Linked DNA regions of Homo sapiens: region 1 is linked to region 2. The links are chromatin loops, found by intact Hi-C in ENCODE. Cell type or tissue: PC-9. All regions are shown on one strand. Each heading gives the region's core, and the rest is flanking DNA. Links, peaks and the distances in the headings are about the cores only.

Evidence for each region. Peaks named below come from ENCODE experiments on the same cell type or tissue, not always from the same donor. Only the 100,000 strongest peaks of a DNase experiment are listed, where the experiment ranks them.
Region 1: a loop joins it to region 2, with 4 times the contacts of the local background. A loop is called at or near these places in 10 of 110 quality-filtered maps.

The regions. Positions count from the first base shown.
Region 1 is chr19:15,630,757-15,646,200 of GRCh38, reverse strand. It overlaps CYP4F3 (cytochrome P450 family 4 subfamily F member 3), which reads right to left and starts at 5,304. Exons shown (of 13, transcript NM_000896.3): 1 at 5,256-5,304; 2 at 4,588-4,786; 3 at 338-482. The coding sequence starts at 4,785. In PC-9, for the core only: no CTCF peak of the experiment used is centred there; DNase peaks (open chromatin) are centred at 5,070 and 5,490; H3K4me3 peaks cover 1,513 bases; H3K27ac peaks cover 3,300 bases.
Region 2 is chr19:15,821,291-15,836,734 of GRCh38, reverse strand. It overlaps LOC124900418 (collagen alpha-1(I) chain-like), which reads right to left and starts at 7,788. Exons shown (of 3, transcript XM_047439793.1): 1 at 7,397-7,788; 2 at 5,379-5,480; 3 at 1-1,517. The coding sequence starts at 333. It overlaps UCA1 (urothelial cancer associated 1), which reads right to left and starts at 7,788. Exons shown (of 3, transcript NR_015379.3): 1 at 7,397-7,788; 2 at 5,379-5,480; 3 at 414-2,233. It also overlaps the pseudogene ZNF861P. RefSeq lists a silencer at 1-167 and enhancers at 598-1,797, 7,345-8,544. In PC-9, for the core only: no CTCF peak of the experiment used is centred there; DNase peaks (open chromatin) are centred at 5,074, 7,174, 7,844 and 8,344; H3K4me3 peaks cover 5,216 bases; H3K27ac peaks cover 5,763 bases.

The sequences.
Region 1 (15,444 bases), core at 2,352-10,351, 190 kb after region 2:
ATGACCTCAGTTGGAATGATATACCAGATGTAACCGGGTATAACATATTTCAGGTGTAACCAGGACCCAGGTGTAAATATACAGGTGACAAGACGTAGCCGTACAGCAGACTTGACCATATAACAGCCACCATAGAGACACTTCCCAGACATGAGCAAACAGGAACAGAGGTCAGACAGATGGAAGTCCAGGGGAGATGGAAGCAGTGGCATCTCCACCACAGCCCCTCCTGTCTGCACATGGGCACGCGACCCGCTGGAGGCAGCACAGAGACCCCAGCTGTGGGCAAGGCGTGGCCAGTGCAGTGTCTACCTGGAGTGGCCAGTGCAGTGTCTACCTGGAGCAAAGAGCACAGGCTTGATGTAGGTGGGGTGGAAGATGCGGACGATTGCGTGCCAGGGCCCCACCCACCAGCAGCACATATCACCGAAGGTGCATGCCAGGCTTTGTGTGTATAGGAGACCTTCCTCCGAGCTGTGAATCTGGAGAGAAAGACACAGGACCCAATTCATGCTCTCCTAGGCTGCGAGAGAGAAGGATCTGCAGGGAAGAGGTGGAAGCCCTCTCCCTGAGAATTTCAAGCAGCATCTCATCTCCCTCTCAGTGCTGAGCCCCCACTGGGCTTCCTCCTCACATCCTCCATGCAGGACTCTCCAGTCCTTCAGTTACACAGACAGAAAAGCTCTTTCCCCATGTGGATCCACACACCATGTTCCCTGGGCTCTCATTCATCCCATTTTCCAGATGAAGAGACTGAGGCTCTAAATGATAAAGTAATTTGCCCATAGTCCCAGACCATGGCAAACCTGAGGCCTGAGACTGGGTCTATCTGCACCCATGGCCTGATTCCTTAACCATCAAACTTCTTTGTGCCCCCAAAACAGTAGCTCTAGAAGGCCCAGGCCTGCCGAGACTAGGCAATCAGAAACACAGGGACTGGGTGAAAAATTGATCTGGTGATCCAGGCCAGGAGAAGTAAATCATGGGCCTTTTCTGGGAACTCTGGGGGAAATGTGGGCTTTCCCATGAGAATTGAGCTTCTAGGACTCATTGTTGACGTCATGAGGGAAAGACTGTCTTGAAAGCAAAAGTGGCGTGGAAAAAGCTAAAGCCAAGAAAGGAAGACAAGCCAAAAGTGGCGTGGAGAAAGCTAAAGCCAAGAGAGGAAGTAACACTGTGTGAGACCTGGATCCAGCCATGCCTGAAGGCCATCCTCCCTGGACTTTAAAATCAATAGATTCTCTTTCTTTGCTTAGACTACACCAGGTTGGATTTCCACCACTCACAACTGAAAGAGACCTCAGTAACCAGAGACAGCTGGGAACCAGCCCAGAGTCACTCAGCATTTTGAGGCCAGAGCCATGGTCTCTGTAGGATGCTGCCTGTTTCCCTGCTCAGCCTGGCCTGTCCAAGAAGGGAAGCACAGGGGTCAAGGAGAGGGCCCCAAACTAGGCTGGAGTCTCCTTTTGGAGATTCCCAGGGCCTAGAGCAGAAAAGCAATGAACTTAGGGCAGACAAACTACAGGATGGGGTAAAAGGACTTGACCCACACCAGAGATGGACATCACAGAAATAACAGTCCAGATCCTCCACCAGCCACAAGTCCTCATTGTTCTAACCTTTGTGACAGGCAAGGTGACGCTAGACCTGGCAAGGGGCCTTGAACACTAACGATGCCCAATTGCATCACCCTGCACTCTCCTTTCAAACATCCCTACTCATTGTTCCAGACATGGCTCCAGTAACTCTTCCTCCAGGAAGGCTTCCAGCCTGCCCCAGCAGAGAACTTGCTCTTCTCTGGGCTGTCATCCATCTCCCTCTGGCCCTTTCTTGACCCCATGAAGTTGGGGATGTCTCTGTCCACATCCACCTCCTTAAGCTTGGGGGTTCCTCCAGGACAGGGCCTTGGGTTGAGGTCTCTTGGGGCCCCAGGGCAGCCCAGAACACCAGGACAGGGGGTCAGATGGCAATGGAGAGAGGAGATGCTGAGATGGGAATTAGTGAATACATGAAAGAAAGATGAAGATGGCTGAGAGAGAAGGAAAGGAGAGACCAGAGTACTGCAGGGGCCACACACGGCTTGGGGATAGAGGGACTTGCAGGCCTCAAATGCACCATAGCACCCACCACCAAGTATTCCAGGTGGTACCTGAGGCGTTGATGACAGACCGGATGATGTTGGGGTGGCAAAAACGGATGACGGGGAAGATGGGGCCCATCCAGACCTTAAAGCCCTGGGGGTAGGTGGCCACCAGCTGAGTCAGGACCCTCATGCCCTGCTCCGTGGGGGTGACCTGCAAGCAAGGCAGGGGCCGTCACCTCCTGTCATGGTTAATTCTAGGTGTCCACTTGACTGGGCTAAAGGATGCCCAGATAGTTGATCATCCGTCTGTGAGGGTGTTTCCAGAAGAGACTGGCATTCAATTTGGTAAACTGAGGAAGGAAGAATCACCCTCCCCAGTGTGGGCAGAGCTCATTCAATCTGTTGAGAGCCCAGGTAGCACAAAAATGCAGAGGAAAGGCTAATTTGCTCTGTTGTGGGGCTGGCACATCCATCTTCTCCTGCCCTTGGACACCAGAACTCCACCGTCTCAGGCCTTTGGACTCAGTTACACAACCAGTGTCTGTTTATCCAGCCTGCAGACAGCAGTCCATGACGCATCTCAGCTTCTATAATCCTGTGAGCCAATTCCCGAAATAAACTCCCTCTTCTATCTATCTATCTGTCTGTCTGCCTGTCTGTCTATCTATCTATCTATCTATCTATCTATCTATCTATCTATCTATCTATCTATTTACCTATATATATCTCTACATATCTACCTATCTATGTATCTATATATGTATGTATGTATGTATCTATCTGTCTATCTATCTATCTATCTAATCTATCTATCTACCTATGTTTCTATGTATCTATCCATCTATCTAATCCATCCATTCTATCTTATATATCTGTCTATCTATCCATTCATCTATCCTATCTGTGCATCCATTCATCCATCTAGCCTATTATCTATCTACCTACCTATCTATCTATTCATTTATCTATCTAATCTATTCATCCTATCTAACTTTTCTATCTATATATCTATCTGCCCATCCATCCATCCATCCATCCATCTTATCTGTACATTCATCCACTCATCCATTTATCCTATTATCTATCAATCATCTAGCTATCTATCCATCCATCTAATCTATCCATCCTACATATCCACTCTACCTATCTATCCACCTAATGTATCCATCTTATCTACTACTTTATGTATGTATTATCCATCCATCCATCCATCCATCCATCCATCCATCCATCTTATCCATGCATCCATCTGTCCATCCATCCATCTATCCTGTTATCTATCTATCTATCTGTCTATCTACCCACCTACTTATCCAGCCAGCCAGCCATCTATTCACCCTATCTGTGCATCCATCCATCCATCTATCCTATTACCTATCTATCTGTCTACATTCCTCCTGCTCTATCTCTCTTGGGGCCACCCCCAAGTCCCAAGAGCGCATCCCAAGGCAGAAGGAAAAGACACACTGTCCACTCACAGAGGCCCACTTAGCTTGAGAGGAAAAATTTCCTTGTTCTGGGAGTCATTTCAGCCCAGAGGTGGGCATATGAGGAGGTCCTCACAGGGGAGGTTTGTGGGGAGCAGTGTGGACTCAGGACATGTCCCTAAGGCTGGTCCCCACATCCCTTCATGCCCTGGCTGGTTCCTCCACCAGCCACACAGGTTCCAGTTCCTCCCATGGAGAAGGTTCTGCACACAGGGGACCTTCCCTTCTCAGCAGTCACTAGGGGAGCAGAGGTGACTCTAACTGTCCATCATGACAGTGGCTCCCACCTGGGAGAAGCTTCTGCACCAGGCTCTGTGCTAGTGCATCCTGTGCACCCTCCCACTTCACCTGTGGACACACCCATCAATCCTGCCATTTGCAATGAGCAGATTGAGACCACGTTCCGCAAAGGGGAGAGCAGGTCTAAGTCAGAGGGCAAGGTCTGGGGGAGGAGAAAGGTCAGGGAAGGCTTCTGAAAGGGGAAGTGAGTGGCCAACTTTTATGTGGGTTTGGCAACAGGACCCCATTGGGACATCTTACTGGGGAGGAACAAGATAAGAGGAAGGTGCCTCCGGATGTGGTGGAGGTGAGAGACAGCCCACACCTCTCCTCTGGCCCACCTATACCCTCATAAGAGGAAATAGGCCAGGTAGGGAGAGGACCCTGAACAGTGGGTACAGGAGGCCTCGAGTCCAGCAATGGAGAATGTGGGAACGCCAGGGGTTCACCTTTCTGTGCACCCAACCCCCTGCCCAAGAGCCCCGCAGAGGTGCATTAATGTGGAAAGACAGGCAGGAAAAGGATTCAACACAGGCCAAGAGTGGGAGAACAGGGAGGTGAGAAGGGCTTGGGTTGGCACCTCACAGAAATGAGTAAGCAGAGGAATGAGTAAGACGCCTCCCCTGCTTCTCTGCCACCCCAGACCCCAGCCCACCCCCTCTCACCTGAGCCTCATTCTTACCCCTCAGGAAGTCCATCCACCCTGAGACCCCAGACCCGTCCTGCTGCCACACTCACCAGGCCCAGGTGACCCAAGAACCAATTCCGTTTCGGGGGTTGCGGGAAACACCGGAGGCGGCAGCAGTTGTCATAGAAGGTATAGGTCCAGGCCAGGATGCGGGCCAGGAGCCAGGAGGCCCCAACCAGCAGCAGGAGCAGCCACGGGGATGCTGCCATTGGCCAAAGGCCCAGCGAGGACAGGCTCAGCTGTGGCATCCTGCAGGGCAGATGGGGTGGTGAGTGAGGTCCTGAGGCCCAGGGAAGGGCCCAGGGAGCTCCAGGGACAGTGGAGAGAGGCAGAGACGGGCAGTGCTGGAGATAGAACAGTAAGAGTAAACAGGGATGGATAAACAGGGGCTGAGGGGTAAAGTCCAGAAAGGCCCAGCCAAAACCAGCAACCAAGTGGCCTCCAGTTACCCGGTAAGCACTTAGATTGAGAAAGACAGAGAAACTGATTAAAGTCCAGAAAGGCCCAGCCTGAATCATTAGGACGTTGCCAGGGGCTTGGTTTCAGTTAGAAAACCACTCATCCTCCAAGCCAGCAACCAGGAGCTGCCTGGGCCTTGGGCAGCAATGGAGAATGTGGGAAGGCTGGGGCTCCCCTATGTGTGCGCCCAATCCCTTGCCCAGTGCCCATCTCCATCACAGGCTAGGATGCCCCAGGCCCACCACCCCCACCCTGGCACCTTCTGTCAGGAGCACCTTGTCCCACACAACCTCCTCTCCCCTTCTTCTGGGAGGTTTTTTCCCCTGGCCCCTGATGTAGGGAAGGCTGTGGGAGGCTAGGCTGGGCTGGGCTGGGCCAGCCAATCCCCACAGCCTGGGTGCCGCTCCCATGTCTGGGCAGCTGGCCAAAACCTGGGTGTGGGAGACCAGCTGGATGCAGAGGAACCAGCTCAGGGTGACACAGCACAGGCACTGGATCCTCAGGTCTCAGCACCTCCCACATAAGGTGGAGAGTAAGCCGAGAGGGGTCAGATAGAGTTTCCACTGTGTGACACCTGCTCTTAAAGAGCACCTACTGAGTGTGTGGCAGATAAAAGCATGAACTTGAGAGTTCAGGTGTCAAGCGAGCCAGGCCAGGCCAAGCCTTGTTCCAGATCATCTCCTGTGCTCCTCTCTAACCCTGGGCCGGTAGGACACCGTGTACCACTTCTGGATGCTGAATCAGGCAACCTGGAAGAGACAAGCCTCTATCCCCCTGCTGCTGGATGGAGTTCAAGTCTTGCCTCCAGGCAGTCCAGGGCCCTGTTGGAGACCTGACTGCTAGGAACGGGAACAAAGAATCCAGCCCCACTGAGGATTACCTGGGTCAGATTCTGGAGATTAAGAGCTCAGCTGGAAAAGCAAATCTGGAGGCCGGACTCAGTATAGGAGGACAGAGCGGGGACGTGGAGGGTTAGGATGAGAGGGAACGGATGGGGTCCAGGCAGGGGAAGGGCAGAGCCAGGGAACCATGAATGGAGTCCTCATTCTGCCTCATCCTTGCTCTGACTTTGGTCAGTACTGCCCCTCCTGGGTGCAGTCTTCCCATCTGGGAAATGGGATGTTCGATGAGGGCCTTAGCGGGGGACAATGAGGGCTCCTAAGAGGAGGGAGCCCCAAAAAGGAGTGAAGGGAAAGGGTGGCAACTAGCACTTGAGCTGCTGTGTGCCAGTCTCTACTCTGCACAAAGGCTGCATGGAAAGTACTTCTACTGTGTGCCAATACTCTAAATGAAGGGCAGCTACTGTGTGCCAGGTGCTAAATCCTGTCTACTCTGTGCCAAGTGCTTTCCATAAAGTGTGCCTACTGTGTGCCAGGTGCTCTACATTAACCCTGTATACTCAGTTCCTGATATTCCTCATAGAGTGCCTACTGTGTGCCACCTGCTCTACATAGTGAGTGCCTATTGAGTGCCACCCCCTGTATATGAAGAGTGCCCACTGAGCACCAGTTGCTGTCTACATAACACATGCCTACTGAGTGCCAAGTGCTCTACATAAACAGTGCCTACTGATACCACCTGCTCTATATGGTGACTTCCTACTGAGTGTTTCCTGATCTACATAAAGAGGGTCTATTGAGTGCTGCCTGCTCGAGTGTTGCCTGTGCTCCATAAAGTGTACCTACTGTGGGCTGCCTTCTGTACATAAAGGGTGCCTACTGAGTGCTGCTTGCTCTACATGAAGAGTTCCTACTCTTGCCTGCGCTACATAAAAAGTGCCTACTCAGTACCACCTGCAATACATAAAGAGTGCCTACTGGCCAGGCACAGTAGCTCATGCCTGTAATCCAAGCACTTTGGGAGGCCAAGGCAGGCAGATCATCTGAGGTCGGGAGTTCAAGACCAGCCTGGCCAACATGGTGAAACCCCATCTCTACTAAAAATACAAAAATTAGCCGGGCGTGGTGGCGGGCACCTATGATCCCAGCTACTCGGGAGGCTGAGGCAGGAGAATCTCATGAACCCGGGAGGCAGAGTTTGCAGTGAGCTGAGTTCATACCACTGCACTCCAGCCTGGGCAACAGAGTGAGACTCTGTCTCACAAAAAAATAAAAAAGAGAGAGAGCCCATTGAATGCCACTTGCTCTAGATAAAGAGTGCCTACAGATGCCACCTGCTCTATATAAAGAGTGTTTACTGAGTATCATCTGCTCCTGATAAAGAGTGCCTACTCACTGCTGCCTGCTCTACATAAAGAGTGCCTACTGCTGCCACCTGCTCTTCATAGTGTGCCCACTCTGTGACTCATGGTCTACATATGGTCTACATAGAGTTTCTACTGTGTGACACCTGCTCTTAAAGAGTGCCTACTGGGCCAGGCACAGTGGCTTACACCTGCAATCCCAGCACTTTGGGAGGCCGAGGCGGGCAGATCACGAGGTCAGCAGTTCGAGACCAGCCTGACCAACATGGTGAAACCCTGCTTCTACTAAAATTACAAAAAATTAGCTGGGCATGGTGGTGTGTGCCTGCAATCCCAGCTACTCAGGAGGCTGAGGCAGGAGAATTGCTTGAACCCAGGAGGCAGAGGTTGCAGTGAGCTGAGATCATGCCACTGCACTTCAGCCTAGGAGACAGAGCGATACTCATCATCAAAAAAAAAAAAAGAGTGCCTACTGAGTAAATGTTTTTTTGGTTTTTTGCTTTTTTTTGGTTTTGGTTTTTTTTTTTTTTTTTTTGAGACGGAGTCTCACTCTTGTTGCCCAGGCTGGAGTGCAATGGCCCTATCTTGGCTCACAGCAACCTCCGCCTCCGATTCTCCTGCCTCAGCCTCCCAAGCAACTGGGATTATAGGCATGCAGCACCATGCCCAGATAATTTTGTATTTTTAGTAGAGACAAGGTTTCTCCATTTTGGTCAGGCTGGTCTCCAACTCCCAACCTCAGGTTATCCTCCTGCCTCGGACTCCCAAAGTGCTTGGATTATAGGCATGAGCCACTGTGCCTGGCCGTAAATGTAATTTTAAGATGAGTGGGGCTGTCCACAGGCAAGGACAAGGAGAAGGAGTTTGAGACCATGCAGGAGGCATGCGGTATTGTGGATGTTCACCAGGCCTAGGTTTGGATACAGTTCTGCTATTTCCTGGCTGTGTGACCTTGGGCAAATCTCTCAACCTGTCTGCACCTTACGTATCTCATCTGTAGGAGTCATATGGTGGATGAAATGGCTGGTGGAGTTGACCCTGAATACAGCTAGAGCTGTGAGGGTTTTACAGTTGTGCCCCAGGGAGGTGAACTGACCATCGTGGGGGGGGGGGGCAATTCATCATCCTGAACAAAGGAGATTAATTACATGTATTATTTGCCTAAATATACTATGAAAGGATACAGAAAAAGTAAAAGTGTTTACCTTTGTAAAGACGGCGAGACTGGATAAATGAAGGGCATAGGTACAAGAAACATTTTTCACTGTGCATTTTATTTTTTACATGAGTGAATATATTTTCTGCCAAAAATATTGCATTTGAAAATTTAGCCACCAGCTGTCAAGGAGTCTCATCTGAATCACAAAAAGGAGGAGGTAGAGCAAGATGGCAGAATAAAATGCGTCATTGATCGTCTCCTCCACAGGAACGCCAAATACAACAAATATCCACACAAGAAAATACCTTCATAAGAACCAAAAATTAGGTGAGTGATCATGGTATCTGGTTTTAACATCATATCAAAAAAAGAGGTACTTTGAACTCATGGAGATAGAGAGTAGAAGGATGGTTACCAGAGGCTGGGAAGGGGAGTGGAGGAGTGAGGGGAAGTTAGGGATGGTTAATGGGTACAAATAAAGATAGAAAGAATTAATTAGACCTATAATAAGACCTACTATTTGATAGTACAACAGGGTGACTATAGTCAATAATAACTTAATCGTACATTTTAAAATAATGAAAAGAATGTAACTGGATTGTTTGTAACACAAAGGATAAATGCTTGAGGGGATGGATAATCTATTCTCCATGATTTGATTACTGTGCATTGCATGCCTGTATCAAAATATCTCATGTACCTCATAAACATATATACCTAGTATGTACCCACAAAAATTAAAAATTTAAAGAGGCACTAAAGAATGTACAAAAGACAGGTTTTTTTTCTTTTTTCTTTTTTCTTTTTCTTTTTTTTCTTTTTTTTTTTTTTTTTGAGACAGAATCTTGCTCTGTCACCCAGGCTGGAGTGCAATGGCACGATAGCTCACTGCAACCTCTGCCTCCCGGGTTCAAGCAATTCTCAAGCCTCAGCCTCGCAAGTAGCTGGGACTACAGGCTCATGCCACCACGCCCAGCTAATTTTTGTATTTTTAGTAGAGACAGGGTTTCACCACGTTGGCCAGGCTGACCTTGAACTCTTGACCTCAGGTGATCTGCCTGCCTCGGCCTCCCAAAGTTCTGGGATTACAGGAGTAACCCACTGTGCCTGGCCAAAAGAGTCTTAAATTGCCTACACTAACACTTCCCCATCTCCCAGAAGTGGCCTCATGGCTGGAGAGAGAATCTGGGTGCTTGAGTGGAGGGGAGAGAGCACAGTGATCATGGGACTTTGCATTGAAACTCAGTGCTGCCCTGTCACAGCAGAAAGCAACATGGGGTAGAATTTAGCCAGTGCCGACAGAGGAAGCATTTAGGCCAGCCCTAGTCAGAAGGGAATTGTCCATCCCAGTGGTCAGAACCTGAGTTCCAGCTAGTACCACCATTGCAGGCTAAAGTGCTCCAGGGTCCTAAATAAACTTGAAAGGCTACCACCTATGTTTGTTAAAGGCCCAAGGGCTCTACAATCAGTATGTGGTAAATCCAGCTACAAGGACTGCAATTCTGGAGCAAGTCCTGGTGCTGCGCTGGGCTCAGAGCCAGAGAACTTGGGGTGCACACAACCTAGTGAGGCACCAGCCAGGGCAGCCAAGGGAGTCTTGGCAAGCATCATCCCTCCCACAACTCCAGGCAGCACAGCTTGCTGCTCCAGGAGAGACTTCTTCCTTCTGCTTGAGGAGAGGCAGCTTGGATACCAGCTCAGCCACAGAAGAATAGGGCACCAGACAGCATCCTGAGGCTCCCATTCCACGCTCTAGCTCCCAGACAACATTTCTAAACACACTCTTGGACAAAGGAAACATGCTGCCTTGAAGGGAAGGACCCAGTCCTGGCAGGATTTACCACCTGCAGATTAAAGAGGACATAGGCCCTGAATAATCATCAGTGGTAGCTGGGTTGTACTTGTTGCAGGCCTTGGGTGAGACTCAGTGCCATACGGGCTTCAGGTGTGACCCAGCACATTCCCAGCCGTAGTGGCCACGGGGAGAAGCTCCTTCTGCTTGAGGAAAGGAGAGGTAAGAGTAAAGGGGACCTTGTCTTGCAGCTTGGGTACCAGCTTAGCCACAGTGGGATGGAGCACCTGGAGTCCCTGATTCCAGGCCACAGCTCCTGGACAGTATCTCTGGACCCACCAGATATGTGGGGAACTCACTGCACTGAAGGGAAGGTCACAAGGCCTGGCTAGATTTACCACATGCTGATTATGCAGCCCTTGGGCCTTGAGTCAACACAGGTGGTAGCCAAGCAGTGGTCACTGTGTGCCTTGGGCAAGACCCAGTGCTGTGGTGGCCTCAGGTCTGACTCAGCACAGTCCCAGTGGTAGATGCCACAGGGGTGTTTGTGTCAACCCTCCCCTAGCTCCAGACAGATCAGCACAGATCGAGAGAGAGACACATTTGTTTGGGGGAAAGTAAGGGAAGAGAAGAGTCTCTGCCTGGGAATCCAGGGAATTTTCCCAGATCTTACCCAAGACAACCAAGGCAGTACTTCTACTAATCTGCAAGAGTCCCAGCATTACTGGGATTGAGGTGCTCCCTGTGTAGATACAGCTGTGGTTATCAAAGACTTAGATTACTGCACTCAATTCCCTTTGAATATTTGGAAAGCTTTCCCAAGAAGGACAGGTACGAACAAGCCCAGACCACAAAGACTACAGTAAATGCCTAACTCTTCAATGCCCAGACATCAACAAACATTCACAAGCATCAAGACCATCCAGGAAAACATGACTTCACCACATGAGCTAAATACAACACCAGTGATCAATTCCAGAGTGACAAAGATATGTGACCTTTCAGGCAGATAATTCAAAATAGCTGTTTTGAGAATGCTCAGTAAAATTCAAGACAACACAAAGAAGGAATTCAGAATCCTATCAGGTAAATTTAACAAAGAGATCGAAATAATTAAGAAGAACCAAGATTGAAATAATTTAAAAGAACCAAAGAAATCCTGGAGCTGAAAAATCCATTTGACATACTGAAGAATGCATCAGAGTCCCTCAACAGCGGAACTGATCAAGCAAAACAAAGAATTAGTGATCTTGAAGACAGACTATTTGAAAATTCACAGTTAGAGAAGATAAAAGAAAGAAGAATTTTAAAATGAAGTAGGCCTACAGGATCTAGAAAATAGCCTCAAAAGGGCAAATTTAACAATTCTTGGCCTTAAAGAGGAGGTGGAGAGAGATCAGGATAATAACAGAACTTCCCAAACCTAGAGAAAGATATCAACATTCAAGTACAAGAAGGTTACAGAAAAGCAGGCAGATTTAATCCAAATAAGACTAACTCAAAACATTTAATAGTTAGGCTGAGCAGGGCGGCTCACACCTGTAATCTCAGCACTTTAGGTTGCCGAGGCAGGTGGATTGCTTGAGCCCAGGAGTTTGAGACTAGCCTGGGCAACATGGCAAAACCCTGTATCTACCATATATATATATTAGCCGGGCATGGTGGTATGCATCTGTAGTCCCAGCTACTTGGGAGACTGAGGTTGAAGGACGGCTTAAGCCCAGGGGGCAGAGGTTGCAGTGAGCTGAGATCATGCCTCTGCACTACAGCCTGAGTAACAGAGCCAGATCCTGTCAAAAAAAAAAAAAGATTAATAATTAAACTCCCAAAGGCCAAGGATAAAGGATCCTAAAAGCAACAGGAGAAAAGAAACAAATAACATACAAAGGAGCTCCAATATGTCTGGCAGAAGACTTCTCAGTGGAAACCTCATATGCTGAGAGAGTGGCATGACATATTTAAAGTGCTGAAGGGAAGAACTTTTATCCTAGAATAGTATATCCAGCAAAAATATTCTTCAAACATGAAGGAGAAATAAAGATTTTCCCAGACACACAAAACCTAAGGGATCTGCAGACCTGTCTTAAAAGAAATGCTAAAGGGAGTTCCTCACTGAAAGAAGAAGATGTTAATGAGCAATAAGAAATCATCTGAAGGTACAAAACTCACTGTAAGTACATAGACAAACACAATACTATAACACTGTAACTGCGGTATGTAAACTACCCATATATTGAGTAGAAAGACAAAAAATAGTTGTTATCTATTGCTTTGAAAATGAAATCTTTACCCCAAAACTTATTTGATGAAGTTACTCAATTTGTAACCAATGATACCTCAAACTGTCAACTTGTATGAAGACAATTCTTGCAACGTGAGACAAAGCACTTTTATATCATTTTGTAACATCACGCCATTTTTAAGAAATAGAGTGGTTTGAATACATAACCCAAATATTTGTTAAAACCACAAAATAATGTTTCATAAAATGATTTGATGTCATGGAAAGATGTTAACAGCATATCGTGTGAGTAGCCCAAATTAACAAAAATTTGAGATAAAATAGCATTTTTTGTTTGGGTAAAATTCACAAAACATAAAATTCACCATTTTAAAGGGTACAATTTAGTAGCATTTGGTATATGCACAGTGTTGTGGAAACTTCACCACTATCTAGGTCCAGAACATCTTCACCACCCAGCAGGAAATCCTGACCCCATTAGCACTTCCTCTTCCCACTTCCCCACAGCTCCTGACACCACCAATCTCCTTTCTGTCTCTATAGATTTGCCTATTCTGGACATTTTTTTTTTTGAGACAGAGTCTCACTCTGTTGCCCAGACTGGAGTGCAGTGGCGTGATGGCATGATCTCAGCTCACCACAACCTCCACTTCCTGGGTTCAAGTGATTCTCCTGCCTCAGCCTCCCAAGTAACTTGGATTACAGGCATATCCCATGACGCCCAGCTAATTTTTCTTGTATTTTTAGTAGCGACGGGGTTTCACCCTGTTGGCCAGGCTGCTCTTGAACTCCTGACCTCAAGTGATCTGCCTGCCTGGGCCTCCCAAAGTGCTGGGATTACAGGCATGAGCCACCACACCCAGATGGACATTTCTTATAAATAAATCATACACTATGTGACCTTTTGTGTCTGACTTCTTTCACATACTATAATGTATTCAAGGTTCATCCAGGTGGTAGTATGTATCAGTACTTCATTCCTTTTAATGGCTGAGTAATATTTCATTATACGAATAGATCACATTTTCTTTATCCATCCATCTGTTAATGGATATTTGAGTTCTTTCTACCTTTTGGCAATTGTGAATAGGGCTGCTATAAGCACGAATGTACAAGCTTTTTTGTTTGAACAACTGTTTTCTATTCTTTTGAGTATATAGCTAGGAGCTTAATATGATATCGTGGAATTGCATCATATAGTAATTCTATGTTTTAGTTTTTCAGAATCTCCAGACTGTTTTCCACAGCAGCTGCACCATTTTTACAGTCACACCAGGAATGGATGAGGGCTTCGATTACTCCATATCCTCTCCAACATTTGTTATATTCCCTTTTTTAGATGCTAGCCATCCTGTAGGTGTTGAGGTGACATCACGTTGTGCTTTTGGTTTGCATAATGGGAATAATGTTTAGCATCTTTTCATGTGCTCATTTGGCAGGAAAATAGCACTTGTAAACAAAATTACATGCAAATGTGATATGACACAGCTATATAGATGTAAATAAACATTTTCATATGTAAAAAGATCACATATGAATTAAAAACTGGAAGCATATGCAAGAAAATATAAACAGTGATTATTCTGACATTTTGAAATTATGGATGATTTTTATTTCTTGCAATTTCTTCTATAAGCATGCATTATTTATGAAACTTAAACTTTAAAGGGAAGAAAAATTGACTTTCAGCATAGAATATATTAAATAGTTATTTATTTCGTTTTGCAATGTTCCATTCTTATTTTGCAGCCAATAATCCTTCCAGGTTCCCAATCTATGGGCCCCTGAAAAGCGCTCAGTCCTTGGACTCTGCGCCCCGCAGGAGCCCCCTACAGTCAGACAGGGGAAAGTCCAGGTGCAGCCGCTGTCCCTGGTGCTGAAAGGGGCGGCCCCTCCCCCCCCCCGCCCGCCCCCCGCCCAGCCCACACCCTCTACCTTCCTCTCACTTGAAAACCTTCATGACCTGAACTTTTTAGACAGGAATAAATTCTGAGTCGTGCCTCTCTGGAAAAATTAATTTTTTCCGTTCTAAGCTTTGGGCCAACCTTTCACCAAAGTCCACTGTAGATTCTCGGATGTAATAACGGATATTTTGAGCACACAAAACATTCGAATGAATTTTCCTCAAGAGAAGGTTGCCATGCATCCCAAAGCTTGAAGCAACCTCTTGCGATTTTTTAAAATGTCAAAACTTCAAATGTGATGCAAAAAGAAGAGAAAGAGAGGCAATTAACCCTCATGGACCGCTAATACCCAACAGATGTGGCTCAGGGATGTTGTAGATACTGGCTTGTTCAGTCTTCCAGCAGCCCAATGAGGTGAATACTATTAAGTGGTAAACAAAACCAGGGCTACAGAGATAAACAAGTTTTCCCCAAGCCAATCAGCTAGTGAATAGCAGACTGGGATTCTGACATTTATAATACAACTTCAAGGTGATGTTTAGTACAATTCCAAGGGGATATGGATTATCTTAGCCCATTCAGGCTGCTATGACAACATAACTTACACTAGGTAGTTTATAAACAACAGGTATTTATTGCTTACAATTTTGGAGGCTGGGAAGTCCAAGATCAAGGTGCCTGCAGGTTCAGTGTCAACTAAGGGCCTGTTCCTCATAGATGGCACCTTGCACGTGTCTTTACATGGTGGAAGGGGCAAACAAGCTCCCTCAGGTCTCTGTTATAAGGGGTAATCTCACTTACGAAGGCAGAGCCCTCACAACTTAATCACCTCCCAAAGGCCTCCCCTCTTAATACCACCATATGCAGACTAGGCTTCAATGTATGGATTTGGGGGCTACATAAACATTCAGGTCACAGCATGGATCTAGGGTCATAGACCCTGACTGCTTCTAGCCATCTGCCCCATCTGCCCTAAATAGCAGTCCCTGTCCTCATGAGCCAAGATGGAGCTCCAGAGGCCACATCAATCTTGCAAGCAATTTGTTAAAAAGTCAAAAAATAGCAGATGTTGCCAAGGCTATGGAGAAAAAGGAACATTTATACACTGTTGGTGGAAATATAAATTAGTTCAGCCACTAAACTAATGG
Region 2 (15,444 bases), core at 4,294-12,293:
CCTGTCCCTGCGCAGTGACTGTCGCCCCAGAGCCCTCTCTGGGCAGCTCCGCATCTCCCCAGATTGTGCGGGGGCCACGGGAGGATCATGGGGGGATCCCGCCTCCGGCCTGGGGATCCTGTGGGAGGAGCCATGGCCTGTGGGCTCCCCAGTCCCGCCTTTCCCCCCGAAGGCGGCCCCCGCTTCTCCCTGAGTCTTCCAAAAGGTGTGCGAAGCCGGGTCTCCGCGACCCGGTCCCCCAGCCTCGCTCCCCCTTGGGCTGGCCGTAAATCTTGTAATGAACGTTTCCCTCCCCGCATTCTCTAACGCCAGCGTCTCCACTGCAATCCACATGGTTCTCAACTGTTAGTCCCTTTGTTGTACGTTTCAAATCGACGTGGCATTTAAATGATCATCGTTCCACAGAGCAGTGGCTGACTCTTTTAGGAAGATTTCTTTTCTGTCACCTTTTCACATATAAGGAAAGGAAAGGAAAACCACATGAAACGCCTCTGTTTACAAAAGCCTTTGTGCCGCTACTTTTATCTTAGACACCTCATCAGACTGCCTTTGGGTTGAGGTTCCTGTCACGCGTGTCCGTATAGAAGACACCCAATCAGGCTTTGTGTGAGCAACAAGGCTGTTAATTCACTTGGGTGCAAGTGGGCTGAGTCCGAAAAGAGAGTCAGTGAAGGGAGATAGGAGAGGGGCAGCTTTATAGGGCTTGGGTAGGCGTGGAAAGTTACAGTTAAAGGTGGTTATCCTCAGCAGAGGAGGGGGTCACAAGGTGCATGGTGGAGAGATGATGGGACTCATTGTCCAGGAGAAGAATGTCACAGGGTTGATTGATCAGTTGGGGCAGGGCAGGAACAAGTCATAATGGTGGACAAGTCATAATGGTGGAATGTCGTAAGGTGGGTTAATTAGTTAAGGCAGGAACTGGCTGTTTCACTTCTTTGTGGTTTTTCGGCTGCTCCAGACTTCTTGGCTCCTGCAGGCCACCTGGACGGATATGTGCAGGTCACAGGGGTTACAATGGCTAAGCTTCAGCTCACAGGCCTGACATTTTTGTCTTTTTATTTATAAAATATGAAGTTGTAGGAAAAGATTAAAAAAAAGTGTAAGTTCCTTCTGGGGATTACTGGGGTAGGGCTGATATTTCTCCGGACTGCTTCAAGTGTGACCAGGGACTGCGTGGACACCTTAAAGAAAATTTTATAATGAGTCTAGTAAGTTTCGGGTCTAGGGTGCATTTTTATGTAGCTAACAAGGTGCCAGTTAGCGTATTTTTGAGCTTGGAACTGCCCTAATAAAATAAGTTCTCTAAAAACAGTAATCAGGCATATTAGCTTTAATGTAGGTGGCGATGAGTTTTTAGGCCAAGGAAGGAATAATGTTTTATGTACCAAAGCCTTTTGTCCCCATTTTCCATCATACGAATAGTATTCCCTGTTGCTAAGCCGATGATACATTACCCTTTTCCCATAGGTGTGAGTGGCGGTCTGAATGGAGAAGTTCAATAGTTCTGATTGCAGATCCTATGCAGAAGAGATAATAAGGAAAATAATCTTTGTCTCCTGGATTAAGCTGAGGCTGGCAAAGAGTGAAATGTCCCAAGCCCTCTAACAACAAACAACATACTTTGTGTTGTCCTGGATGCTGGTCTGGTTGCCAAATATGTGGAACTGGCCCCATATGCGTGTACTGTTGTCCATTTCATGAGAGTAGGCTTGAGGACACCATGGGCAAGGATCTGATGGTTGCCAGCCTAAGCGTTTTAGACTTTTGACCCAGAGATTTTTTGTTTTGGGTGTGGAAAAAATTTTAGAGGATAGGGTCTCAAGATATAATCCTTTTTATAGGCGGCAGGTCTTAAGAGATGAGGGTCCAGAGGAACGGATGAAGCCTGCTTGGAAGCATGCTGGGATGGCCATTTGGAAGGAGTGTTGCAAGGAAGCATGGCCTTGGCTGGGCGCTGCCAGGAGCTTAAGGGTTGTAGGTTGTTTGTCTGATCGGCTCTCGGCCTAATCTTGTGGCTTCCAGGAGGAAGAGGAGAGATCAAGCTGGCTGTCTGATGGGCATGGCTTTATTCTGGAATGGTGAACCCAATGGAGAGGGTCCTGCAGATGGACGGCAGTTGGTGTGCTATAAATGACCGGGTAGGGTCTGGTCCATTGAGGCTGTAGAGTTTGAGGGGTCAGACTTTTGACAAGGACTGATCGTCCAGCTAGGGTGTCTTCATATGGCTGGGAATCTGGAGTAGGCAAGAGAAGATTAGCAGCTTGGCAAATTTCCTGTCTAGCCTGCTAGAGGACTGGAAGATAGTTGCCCAGGGGGCTGGTGTCTGGAACAAGATTGTGGCTGAGTAAGAAGGTGCATCCATATAAAATTGAAATGGGTTGTACCCTGTGGCTTCTCAAGGACAGGCCCTAATTCTGAGGAGGGCAAGTGGTAAAAGTACTGTCCAGTCCTTTTTAAGTTGGAGGCTGAGCTTGGTGAGGTGTGTTTTTAAAAGACCATTCATCCGTTCTACCTTTCCTGAAGATTGAGGACGGTAGGGGGTATGAAGTTTCCACTGAATACCAAGAGCCTGAGAAACTGTGGAAGTAGGGAGGCCAAATTGGGGGATTATATCTGTCAGAAGGGAAGAAATGACTGTAGTAGCCTTTCAGAGCTAGTGGGAAAGGCCTCGACCCATCCGGTGAAGGTATTGGCCCAAACCAGGAGATATTTAAATTTACAGACACGCGGCATATGAATAAAGTCAATTTGCCAATCTTGTGTCGGAGGAAATCCATGAGCCTGATGCGTAGGAAAAGGAGGAGGCCTGAGAAGACCTCGGGGGTTGGTGGCATGGCAGACAGAGCATTGAGAGGTGATGGTTTTAAGGATGGATTTCCATGATGGGATGGAAATGAGGGGCTGTAGGAGGCCAGCCAGAGGCTTATATCCTATATGGAAATGGTCATGAAGGGAAGAGAGAGTAGACTGGGCTTGTGAGGCAGGAAGAACGAATTTTCCATGATCTAAGAACCACTTGCCCTGAGTTGGAAAAGACTGGTAGAGCAGGTTTTTTAGAAGAGGAGTAGGTGGGGGTGATAGAGAAGAAAGAAAAGTACTAGCCTTTTGGGGTGAGGGCTAGAATATTTGCAGGCGTGGAGGCATTTGCTGTTTCTTTTGCTGTCCTGTTGGCGTAGGCATTTCCTTTAGCAATAAGATCAGTTGGTTTCTGGTGTCCTTTACAATGAATGAACCCAGCTTTGGCCAGCAAGAGAGCAGCATTAAGGAGGGCCTTTATTAGAGAGGTATTGATAATGGAAGAGCCTTGTGTGGTGAGAAAACCTCTTTCAGTCCAAAGGGTAGCATGGTTGTGGAGGATGTGGAAAGCATATTAGGAGTCAATATAAATTTTAATGTGCATTCCTTTGGCGACAGAGAGTGCACAAGTTAAAGCAATCAGTTTGGCTTGTTGGGAAGTAGTGGAGGGAGGAAGTGCAGCAGCCTCAATAATAGAGGTATGGGACACGACAGCATAACCAGCTTTAGCTGGCGAGATTTGACTGGGTTTAGAGGAACTGCCATGAATAAACCAAGTGTGGTCTGGATTTGGGATTGGAAAAATAGAAATATGAGGAAAGGGGGAAGATGCTATGTGTATTAGGGAGATACAATCATGTTGGCCAGGACTTGTGTTGGGTGCTAAGTGAGAAGCTGGGTTGAAATCGGGCCCATGGGCAGTAGTTATTGTTGGGGTTTCAATAAAGAGTGAATAGAGCTGGAGATGTCGAGGGGCAGACAGCAAGTGTGAAAGGTGTGAGGAGGATATTAATGCTTGAAGGTTGTGAGAACTGTAGAGGGTAAGTGGAGCATAGCCTGTGATTTTGAGAGACTCTGGAAGTGTTAAAGCGGCAGCTGCCACCACATGTAGACATGAGGGCCAGCCTAGAATTGTGAGGTCAAGTTGTTTGGATAGAAAGGCTATAGGTCGTGGGCCTGGCTCCTGTGTGAGAACTCCAGCAGCACAGCCTTGTGTTTCAGCTGTGTGTAAGGAAAAAGGTTGGGACAAGTCAGGGAGTGCTAGTGTGGGAGCTGTTTCTAGGGCCTTTTTGAGAGAATGAAAGGAAGCATGGGGAAAGGACTTATGGTCTATGGGATCAGCTAAATTACCTTTAGTGAGTTTGTAAAGCAGTTTGGTTAGAATGGCAAAACCTTGGTACCCAGAGTCGGAAGTATCCAACAACGCCTAAGAAGGAAAGGAGTTGTTGTTTGGTGGTGGGGAATAGGGTCTGGGAGATTAACTGAACACAGTCTGCAGGAAGAGTGCGTGTATGTTGATGGAGGACTATGTCGAGATATGTAACACTAGGGGAGGAAATATGAGCTTTAGAGGGGGATACTCAGTACCCCTTTGAGTAGAGATATTGAAGAAGTAGGATAGGATAGTGTCCTGCTGGGAAGATTGGTAAGAAGGGCTGCAAAGAAGAAGGTCTTCAACATATTGAATAAGGTGGGAGGCAGATGGGCAGAAAGAAAGTCATGAGAGAGGGCCTGACCAAAGTAGTGTGGGCTGTCCCTGAAACTTTGGGGTCGGACAATCCAGGTGAATTGCTGGGACTGGTGGGTGTCAGGGTCAGTCCAAGTAAAGGTGAAAAGAGGTTGGGAGGAGGGATGCAAGGGGATGGTAAAGAAGGCATCTTTGAGGTGGATAACAGAATAATGAGTTGTGGAAGGGGGTGTCGAGGAGAGGAGAGTATAGGGTTTGGCACAACAGGATGGATGGGAAGGACAATCTGATTTATGAGGTGAAGGTCTTGAACTAGCCTCTAGGACTTGTCCGGTTTCTGGATGGGTAGGATAGGGGAGTTGTAAGGAGAATTTGTAGGCTTCAAAAGGCCACGTTGTAACAGGCAAGTGATAACAGGCTTCAGTTCCCTTTAAAGCCTGCTGCGGGCTGGGATACTGGTATTGAGCAGGGTAAGGGTGATTAGGTTTTAATGGAATGGTAAGGAGTGCATGGTCAGTTGCCAAAGAAAGAGTAGAAGTATCCTATACTTGAGGATTAAGGTGGGGAGATACAAGGGGAGGATGCGAAAGAGGCCTTGAATTGGGGAAAAGGACAGCAATGGGGTGTGGCTGTAGCCCAGCAATAGTCAGGGAAGCAGATAATGTGGTTAAAATATCTCAGCCTAATAAGGGAACTGGGCAGGTGGGGTTAACTAAAAAGGAGTGCATAAAAGAATGTTGTCCAAGTTGGCACCAGAGTTGGGGAGTTTTAAGGGGTTTAGAAGCTTGGCCGTCAATACCCACGGCAGTTACGGGGGCAAAGGAAACAGGCCCTTGAAAAGAAGGTAATGTGGGGTGGGTAGCCCCCGTATTGATTAAAAAGGGGATGGACTTACCCTCCACCGTAAGAGTTACCCGAAGCTCGGCATCTGTGATGGTCCAAGGGGCTTCTGAGGCGATCGGGCAGCATCAGTCTTCAGCCACTAAGCCGAGGAGATCTGGGAAGGAGTCAGCCAGAGAGCTTTGAGCCAGAGCTCCAGGGACCCTAGAAGGGGCTGTGATATTAGTTGGACAGTCCGATTTCCAGTGGGGTCCCGCACAGGTGGGACAGGCTTAGGAGGAATCCCGGGCTGCAGGCATTCCTTGGCCCAGTGGCCAGTTTTGCGGCACTTGAAGCAAGGTCCATGAGATGGTTTTAAAGGAGTGCCTAGAGGCTGTGGTTTGGTTGCTCTGAAGTTTTTGTGTGCTGAAGGCATGGCTGGGGTTTGTCTTACAGCAGAGGCAAGCAATTGCAGCTCTGAAAGACGTTGCTGCTTGGCTGCCTCTTCTCTATTGTTGAACACCTTGAAGGCGAGATTGATTAATTCCTGTTGTGGGGTTTGAGGGCCAGATTCCAATTTTTGAAGCTTTTTTTGTAATGTCAGGAGCTGACTGAGTGATAAAATGCATATTGAGAATAAGATGGCCTTCTGGCCCTTCAGGGTCTAGGGCTGTAAAGTTTCTAAGGGTAGCCACCAAACGGGCCATGAACTGGGCTGGATTTTCATCTTTACCTTGGGTGGCTTCTTAAAGCTTGTCATAATTAACAGCTTTGTATGCTGCCTTTTTCAGCCCTTCAGCTAGGCAAGAGACCATGTAATCTCGCCTAGCTATACCTGGGGAGCCTGTCTGGTATTCCCATCAAGGATCCTCTCAGGGAACTGCCCTGATGCCTTCTTGGAGGTCTGGCTCATGATGCCGGCGGGTGTTAGCGTGAGATTGGGCTAGGGTATAAACTCTTTCCTGCTCATCTGGGGAGAGGGTAGAGGTCAGGATGACATTTAGGTCACTGCAGGTTAAAGTGTAGGACTGAGTCAAATATTGGAATTCCTGTGTATATTTAGTGGGGTCTGATGAGAAAGAGCCCAGACGCTGACTGATTGGGAAAGGTCTGATAGAGAAAAAGGTATATGAACCTTTACTGTGCCCTCAGCTCCAGCCACCTCTCTATGAGGAAATTGTTGGGCAGGTGGGGGAGAGCTAGTCATGGAATGAAACTAAGCCTGACCAAGTTTGAGGAGGGGAGGTGATAGAAGAATTATAAGATGGGGGAGCGGAGGCTGAGGAAGAATTGGGACTTGATTCAGCCTGCCAAGGAGTGGCCTGGGGAGGGGGAGAGAGGTCAGAGGGGTCTGCAGAAAAGGGGGATTCAGGGGACTCTGAGGTTGGGGTAGAGACTGAAGGAACGGACGGGAGAGAAAGAAGAAAAATTTGGGATGAGTCACATTGGGAGCAGAGGCTTGGGAGGGAGCGAAGTGTAAAAAATGCCTGGACGCAAGGCACCTCAGACCATGTGCCCATTTTTTGACAAAAATGATCTAGGTCTTGTAGGATGGAGAAATCAAAAGTGCCGTTTTCTGGCCACTTGGAACCATTGTCAAGTTTATATTGCGGCCAAGCAGTATTGCAGAAGAAAATAAGACGTTTGAGTTTTATATCAGGTGTTAGTTTAAGAGAAGTTTTTAAGTACACAGGCTAAGGGGGAAGAGGGAGGAATGGAGGGCGGAAGATTGCCCAAAGTGAAGGAGGTAAGTTTAAAGAGAGAAGTAGAGACACGGAGAAGGGCGGGGGTGAGCAGCCAAAGCAGGCGTCCCCGCAAATGACTTGCCACCATGGGAATGTGGGTGAATGACCAAGGCAGGCATCCCCAAGGTGATCAGACACCAGTGGAATGTGGGTGAATAATTAGGCAGGCGTCCCCGCAGTGATTAGACACCAAGGGAAGACTGTCTTCCTGAGTCTGTGACCAGCGCCAGAGTTTTGGGTCCACGGATAAAATGTGTCTCCTTTGTCTCTACTAGAGAAGAAAAAGACTGGACAGGGAGATTGGAGGGTAGCGACAGAGGCTGGAGAAAAGAGTGAAGAGACCACTTACCCGATTTGAAATTGGTGAGATGTTCCTTGGGCTGGTCTGAGGACCCGAGGTCGCAGGTGGATCTCTTCACGGAATGAGGGCCAGGACAGGGGGCCGGTCTCACGAAGGAGTCCCCCTGGCCCAGATTTTGGCACCAAGTGTCAAGCATGTCCGTATAGAAGACCACCTAAACAGGCTTTGTGTGAGCAACAAGGCTGTTAATTCACTTGGGTGCAAGTGGGCTGAGTCTGAAAAGAGAGTCAGCGAAGGGAGATAGGAGAGGGGCAGCTTTATAGGGCTGGGGTAGGCTGTGGAAAGTTACAGTTAAAGGTGGTTATCTGTTGTCAGCAGAGGAGGGAGTCACAAGGTGCATGGTGGAGAGATGATGGGACTCATTGTCCAGAAGAATGTCACAGGGTCGATTGATCAGTTGGGGCAGGGCAGGAACACGTCATAATGGTGGAATGTCGTAAGGTGGGTTAATTAGTTAAGGCAGGAATTGGCTGTTTCACTTCCTTGTTTTTCAGCTGCTCCAGACTTCTTGGCTCCTGTAGGCCACCTGGACATATATGTGCAGGTCACAGGGGTTACAATGGCTGAGCTTCGGCTCAGAGGCCTGACAGTTCCCTTTTGGAAACGTTACAGGGTGATGTGACCTCAGCCCACCCTCTTATCTTTTCCTGGTCCTGGGTTTCAGAACTGCCTGGGGCTCATCTGAGATGCCCACAAGCTGCCGGGTCTCTTGGAGGGTCATGAATATCAGCTCCTGGGTCATTTCTTCCCAGAGGACAGCCTGAGATGTGCCTGTGGGGCCTCTCAGGGGAGCCGCCGGGTGCACCCCCTCCCCCTACCTCCCGGGAGGGAGGAGTCCCCTGGTATCTCCCTCCGTCATCTAAAAGGAAACCCCTTAGGACATTTAGCTTTTCTCACCCCAAGCCCAGTTTTCACTTCTTGGAAATACCTCTCTGGTCAGCCACTCAGATGCTGCTATTGAAGGGAAAAGACTGGAATGATCCCTGTCCTTTGAATCCTCTTAGCCTAGTGAAGGGAGAAAACTATGGCTAAGGACAGGAAAACCACCTTCACTGAGGTGACGCAAAAAGCTGAAACGCACACAATGCAGTGTCTTCTGGGAGGGTGGTCACTGAGTATATATGTGAGCAGCACAGGGTTTGGGGCATGTCTGAGGTTATATAGGATGACCTGATCTGACACTTGAGTCAGACTTGCCGGTATTCCAGTTTGCCCTACCCCTCCCTGGGTTTGTCACCTTGAAAATTTTTTTTTCACTTACTTACTTATAATAGAGTCAGGGTCTCACTACATTGCCTAGGCTGACCTCAAACTCCCGGGCTCAAGCGATCTTCCTGCCTCAAACTCCCAAAGTGCTGGGATTACAGGTGTGAGCCACTGCACCCAGCCTGAACCTCAGTTTTTAAAAAATTAAATATCAAATGGATTTTATTAGTAGAGTTTGATAGACAAGATAGAATATATCCAAGGAGGCAAGAAAGAGGTGTATTTCAGAAAAAAAAGAAAAAAGAAAAGAAATGTCTAGCCTTATATTTCATCCATTAATTTTTTTTTTTTTTGAGACAGAGTCTTGATCTGTTGCCCAGCCTGGAGTACAGTGGTGCCATCTCGGCTCACTGCAACCTCCGCCTCCCAGGTTCAAGTGATTCTCCTGCCTCAGCCTCCGGAGTAGCTGGGATTACAGGCACCTGCCACCACACCTGGCTAATTTTTGTATTTTTAGTAGAGATGGTGTTTCACCATGTTTGCCAGGCTGGTCTCGAACTTCTGACCTCAAATGATCCACCGGCTGGCCTCCCAAAGTGCTCGGATTACAGGCATGAGCCACCCATCATCCGATAAAGCTTTTAATTTACATTTTGTCTTACCCAGATGGCGTGTGATACATTTCTCATATTTGTTCTTTTCTTTTGGGTGATTTCAAATGGAATTCCAGGGCTTAGCCTTGAGAAGGCTACTGGGGCTGAGAATCTCAGCAAAGTAAGGAAAATCACTCTTCCATTATGGCTGCAGCGAAATGAATACATTTCCACAATAAAGTGTCATAGTTAAATTGGTAAATTACAAAGATTCATTAAAACATCCATTTTTCTCCTTTCCAGAGTGAGAACTTGTGACGGTGAATAACTCTTCTCTTTCCTGGTACCTGGACTTCAGAGATTAATACAAAACCCTGTGGGTCAGGACTTGGCAACACCAAGAAGCATTCAAATATAATGATTTATTCAACTGTGTATTGTCATGGAAATAATAATTAAATGGCACATCTTTGTTGTCTGAAAGGGATAGATACTTGTGCTTCTCTTGTTGAGCTATATAAAATACAAGCGCCTTACAATTTGTCTTCCCTGCCTATCTATATGGACACTGAGTTTGAGGGATTTTGTTGGTTTCTTCAAACGCTGAGTATTTTCTTTTAAAAGTAAGTGAATTATCTTGACTCGAGAGCCGAAACCCTCACACAGTGACTTCATGTTAAGGCGACTCTTGAAAAAGCATCTCAGCTGGGCGTGGTGGCTCACGCCTGTAATCCCAGCTCTTTGGGAGGCCAAGACGGGTAGATCACTTGAAGTCAGGAGTTCAAGACCAGCCTGAGTAACATGGCAAAACTCTGTCTCTACTAAAAATACAAAAATTAGCTGGGCGTGGTGGCAGAAACCTGTAATCCCAGCTACTCAGGAGGCTGAGGCAGGAGAATTGCTTGAATCCCAGGGCGGGCAGAGGTTGGAGTGACCTGAGATCACGACGTCACTGCCTCCAGCCTGGGCGATAGAGCAAGACTCAGTCTCAAAAAAAAAAAAAAAAAAAAAAAAAAGAAAGAAAAAGAAAAAACACCTCAAAGGTTAGGAATGATTCTTTCACAGGGAGGAGCAAACAAGATTAGAGAGAAGGTGATGGTGGTGGTGGTGGTGGTTGGCAGGGAGATGACAGAGACCAGAAGAAAGCTTTATCCTAAGGTCTGCCTCTTCTTCGGAGGGAAATAAAGAAGGCCTTGTATTTTGGCTAAGGGTGGGTTAAACATTTGCCTTAGGTTTAAAAAAAATTAAAACAAATTTAAAGATCTACTTAGCTTTTATTCGCAATTCCTGAACCGAAGAAGCATCCCATTCTATAAAATAGAATAAGAACTCCTGCTTTGTATAATGGAATAGGTGATTCTTGTAAGAGGAACAACAAAACAGAACAATTTAAAAAATCATTAGGTTCCTTTTTTGTAAGCGGCCTTATTATATATTATGCCAGCTCAGGTTGGCTGGGTTTTATTTTTGTTTTTTTTATTGGTTGCTGTGACTCTCCTGCTCTCAGGAAAAACTGGTGCATTTGAGGATTTGCCTCCTTCCTTAAAGGTTCAGTTTGATTATGTGGTACTTAGCCTGAGTGACTCCATTTTGGTTTGTTCTGGTCTGCTGGGGCCTAGTGCAGGAGCTCAGTCCAAAACAGTGGCCTCTCATAAGTTTTGTTTAACACTTTCTTCTAAGAGTTGTTTGGTTTGAGCTGGTCCCTTTAAGTCTTTAATCCATTTTTATTTCATTTTTCTATGTTATATAAATTATGGGTCCAACTTTATTTTTTCACATGTGGCTATCCAGTTTTCCCAGCACCATTTTTTAAAATAGAGCAGCCTTTTTCCATTGCATTATCTAAGCATTCTTGTCAAAAATCACTTTACCATATATATATGGGTATCTTTCTTGGCCCCTGTATCTATTCCAGTGATGTATATCTCTGTCTTTAGGCCAGTACCACACTGTTTTGATTCCTGTACCTTGGAGTATTTATTTGAGGATTGTTGCGTCAATAATCATAAGGGATATTTGCAAATCAAATATTGTATCATTGTCTTTATTGTCAGCACAATTTCAGGGCCTCAAGGAATAAACTAGGATATGTTCCTACCTCCTAAAGTTTTTGGAAGAGTTTGAGGAGAATTGGTGTTAATCTTCCTGAAGTGTTTGGTCTGTTTCATCGCTGAAACTGTATGGTGCTGGGCTTTTGTGAGTTGAGGGGTTTTGATTACTGCATCAATCTCCTTATTAGTTGTAGATCTGCTCCAATTTTTTCTTTCTTTTTTTTGAGACGGAGTCTTGCTCTGTCTCCCAGGCTGGAGTGCAGTGGTGCGATCTTGGCTCACTGCAAGCTCCGCCTCCAGGGTTCATGCCATTCTCCTGCCTCAGCCTCCCGAGTAGCTGGGACTACAGGCGCCCGACACCACGCCCAGCTAATTTTTTTGTATTTTTAGTAGAGACGGGGTTTCACCGTGTTAGCCAGGATAGTCTCGATGTCCTGACTTGTGATCCGCCTGCCTCAGCCTCCCGAAGTGCTGGGATTACAGGCATGAGCCACTGCGCCTGGCCCAATTTTTTCTTTCTTTATGACTTAGTCCTATGTTGTGTGTTTCTAGAAATATGCCAACTTCATCAATGTTGTTCAGCTTGTATGTGTGCCCGTAGTGACTTCGTAAATGTGGCATAAGGCATGCAGCTGTCTCACTTGTTTTCTGCTGTTGTAATACAGAAGCCCTCTTGAAGTGGCAGTAAGGTGTGGGGTGTGGGGAAGCATTCCATTGACCTATGCTTTGGCCTCATTTTTTGGAATCCTGTGTTTCTGGGTTGTAGCTTTCTTAAGTACTTCTCATTCTCACCCTTCCCTAGTTGTGGCAGGGAGATTGAAGTGGGTGGAATTGGGTATTTCTCTTGCTTCAGGAGGTCAGCTCTGCCAGCATCCCAGTTGGTAGGCTTTGGGAAATAGTTTCTTTTGAAGGCAGGAGATGTTAAGAAGAATAGCATTCTCTGGGCATATTTCAAAATGGCTAATCTTTCACATCTTCTGCCAAAAGCAGGAAGCAGTTTTTCTCTCATCTTCACTGGAAGAGCTGGTAGGATTTCTGGAGGTGCATGTCACTAATTAGTGGGGACCCCTTAGGTCTGGGCCTCCTGGCATTTTTAACTCTCAAATTGTCCACACTATCTCCAGCAATTCGTCAATTAAAATTTAGGTTTTCCTAAATTTTACTGCTTCCAAAGAGGTTTTTGCTTATTGGTTTCAGTTTTAGGAAATTATACGACTCTTTTATCAGTTGGGTTCATGGTATCCCATCCAAATTTCATATCCCATATGTTATCAAAGATCAAACTTTGTGAACAAACATTTCTAAGGATACAGAGTTTCAGGACTCCTAATGTTAAGTCTCTTCTGCACACTAGGTGGTAGGAGGACTTTTATGACAGGTGCTATAGACCCACTGTGTGAAGAGAAATTAGGGTGACCCAGGCAGTACATCCTACTCCCTGGACCCACCAAGGAGAGCTGTATTTGTGTTTCATGGTTGCTTTACCAAATAATTCTAGCATCGGAATTGCTATGTGAGAGGAAGTAAGTATACACAGCGTAAGAGGTGTGATAACCAAGTCATAGAAGAAATGTTTGGAGAACATGGAATCATGTGAACTTATTATGTGGTAAGTACAGATACCCAGGGCTGTCAGTCTCACCATCCTTTTCTACACATGTGGATGCTTCAGGACTCCAGCCTTTGAGGATGTGGCTTTCAACTTCACCCTACAGGAGTGGGCTTTGCTGGGTCCTTCCCAGACGAAACTCTACAGAGATGTGATGCGGGAAACCATCAGGATGCTGGCCTCTGTAGTTAAGGGTGACAACATTTCTTTTCTTAGTCATTTAGAGAACAAGTCTTTCTTACTCATCAATTGAGCTGCTCAATGATTTGGAATGTAGAAAAGAAATACTTTGATAAATATATAGGCAAAAAAATTAGCTGGTGTGCTGGCACACACTTGTAGCCCCCCCTAACTTGGGAGGCTGAGGTGGGAGGATTGCTTGAGCCTGGGAGGTAGAAGTGGCAGTGAGCCAAGATTGTGCCATTGCAGTCCAGTGTACCATGGTCATGGTGTACCATGAACCTAGAATTCAATAATTTTAAAATAATTTTGTAATAATTCATAATGATTTTTCTCTACCTGCATTTTAGGAAAGAAATGGGGAGATAAGAACATTGAAGATCTGTACCAAAATCCTGGGAGAAATTTAAGGTAATTTTCAAGAGAAAGCAGTGTCCATCAAGAGAATCGTAGACTGTCAGGAAATTCTAAAAACAAGCCCAGTTTCAATCTGTTTATTCTTAGAAAACTTTCTCTATAAATATATACTTAAATGAGACATATATATGTTTGCAAAAAAAGTTTACATGGAAACACTATTATGAAACCACATATAGGCTAGGTGCAGTGGCTCACACCTATAATCCCAGCACTTTGGGAAGCCAAGAAGGGTGGATTGCTTGAGGTCAGGAGCTTGAGACCAGCCTGGGCAACATAAGGAGATCTATTCTCTACCAAAAAAAAAAAAAAATTAGCTAGGTGTGCCAGCACACACCTATAAGTCCCCCTTACTTGGGAGGCTGAGGTGGGAGGATTGCTTGAGCCTGGGAGGTAGAGGTTGCAGTGAGCCAAGATTGTGCCATTGCACTCCAGCCTGGGTGACAGAGCTAGACCCTGTCTTAAAAAAAAAAGAAGAAGAAACCCCATGTTAATATTTCTATTTTCATAGCAGCTGTAGTTGGGCGCTCCTGCAGACCATTCAATCCATTCATGGCCAAACAGTGGAAACAGGTTAGAAATCCTACCTATGCTTCCACTGATGATGTTAAAAACATAAATCCAGGAGGTTGAGGCAGGTGGATCACTTGAGGTCAGGAGTTTGAGACCAGCCTGGCCAACATGGTGAAACCCCGAATCTACTAAAAATACAAAAATTAGCCAGGTGTGGTGGCGGGTGCCTGTAATCCCAGCTACTTAGGAGGCTGAGGCAGGAGAATCGCTTGAACCTGGGAGGCGGAGGTTGCAGTGAGCTGAGATCGCACCACTGCACTCCAGCCTGGCAACAGAGTGAGTGAGACCCTGTCTCCAAAAAACTCCACATAAATCCAATACCCATCAATAACAAATAAATTATTTATAAAAATACTTAATAATGTACTTATTTTGTACAGAAATCATATGGTAGAGAGACCCTGTGAAAATAAAGAAGGTAGTCAATGTGGAGAAGCCTTCAGCCAGATTCCAGGTCATAATCTGAATAAGAAAACGCCTCCTGGAGTAAAGCCACCTGAAAGCCATGTGTGTGGAGAGGTCGGCGTGGGCTATCCATCCACTGAAAGGCACATCAGAGATCGCCTTGGACGCAAACCCTGTGAATATCAGGAATGTAGACAGAAGGCATATACATGTAAGCCATGTGGGAATGCCTTTCGTTTTCACCACTCCTTTCACATACACGAAAGGCCTCACAGTGGAGAAAACCTCTATGAATGTTAGGAATTTCAGAAAACATTCACTTCCCCCCCAAACCTTCAAAGATGTGAAAATGCATAGTGGAGATGGACCTTACAAATGCAAGGTGGGTAGGAAAACCTTTGACTCTCCCAGTTCATTTCGAATACATGGAAGATCTCATTCTGGAGAGAAACCCAATGTGTGTAGGCACTGTGGGAGCACCTACAATCATTTCAGTTTTGTGTGTGTGTGTGTGTGTGTGTGTGTGTGGCAAGGTCTCACTCTTGTCATCCAGGCTGGAGTGCAGTGGCACGATCTCAGCTCACTGCAGCCTTTGCCTCCCAGGTTCAAGTGATTCTCCTTCCTCAGCCTCCCAAATAGCTGGGATTACAAGCGCGTGTCACCACGGCCGGCTATTTTTTGTATTTATGGTAGAGACGGTGTTTCACCATGTTGGCCAGGCTGGTCTCAAACTCCTGGCCTCAAGTGATCCGCCTGCCTTGGCCTCCCAAAGTGCTGGGTTTAGAGATGTGAGCCACCACACTTAGCTGGGATTCTTCTTAGCAAGAGCTGAAAGACTAGGGTAAAAGGACTCAAGGCCCCAACAAGCCTGTCTTGAAGCTCTTTTTGATGGTAGGAGCACCCGGTGGCCAAAGATACCCATACATCACAAACATCTGGATAGAAGTAAGAGGTCTCCCTCCCATGCTGTGTCATTGAGTGCACACCAAGTTTCTTGGGTTA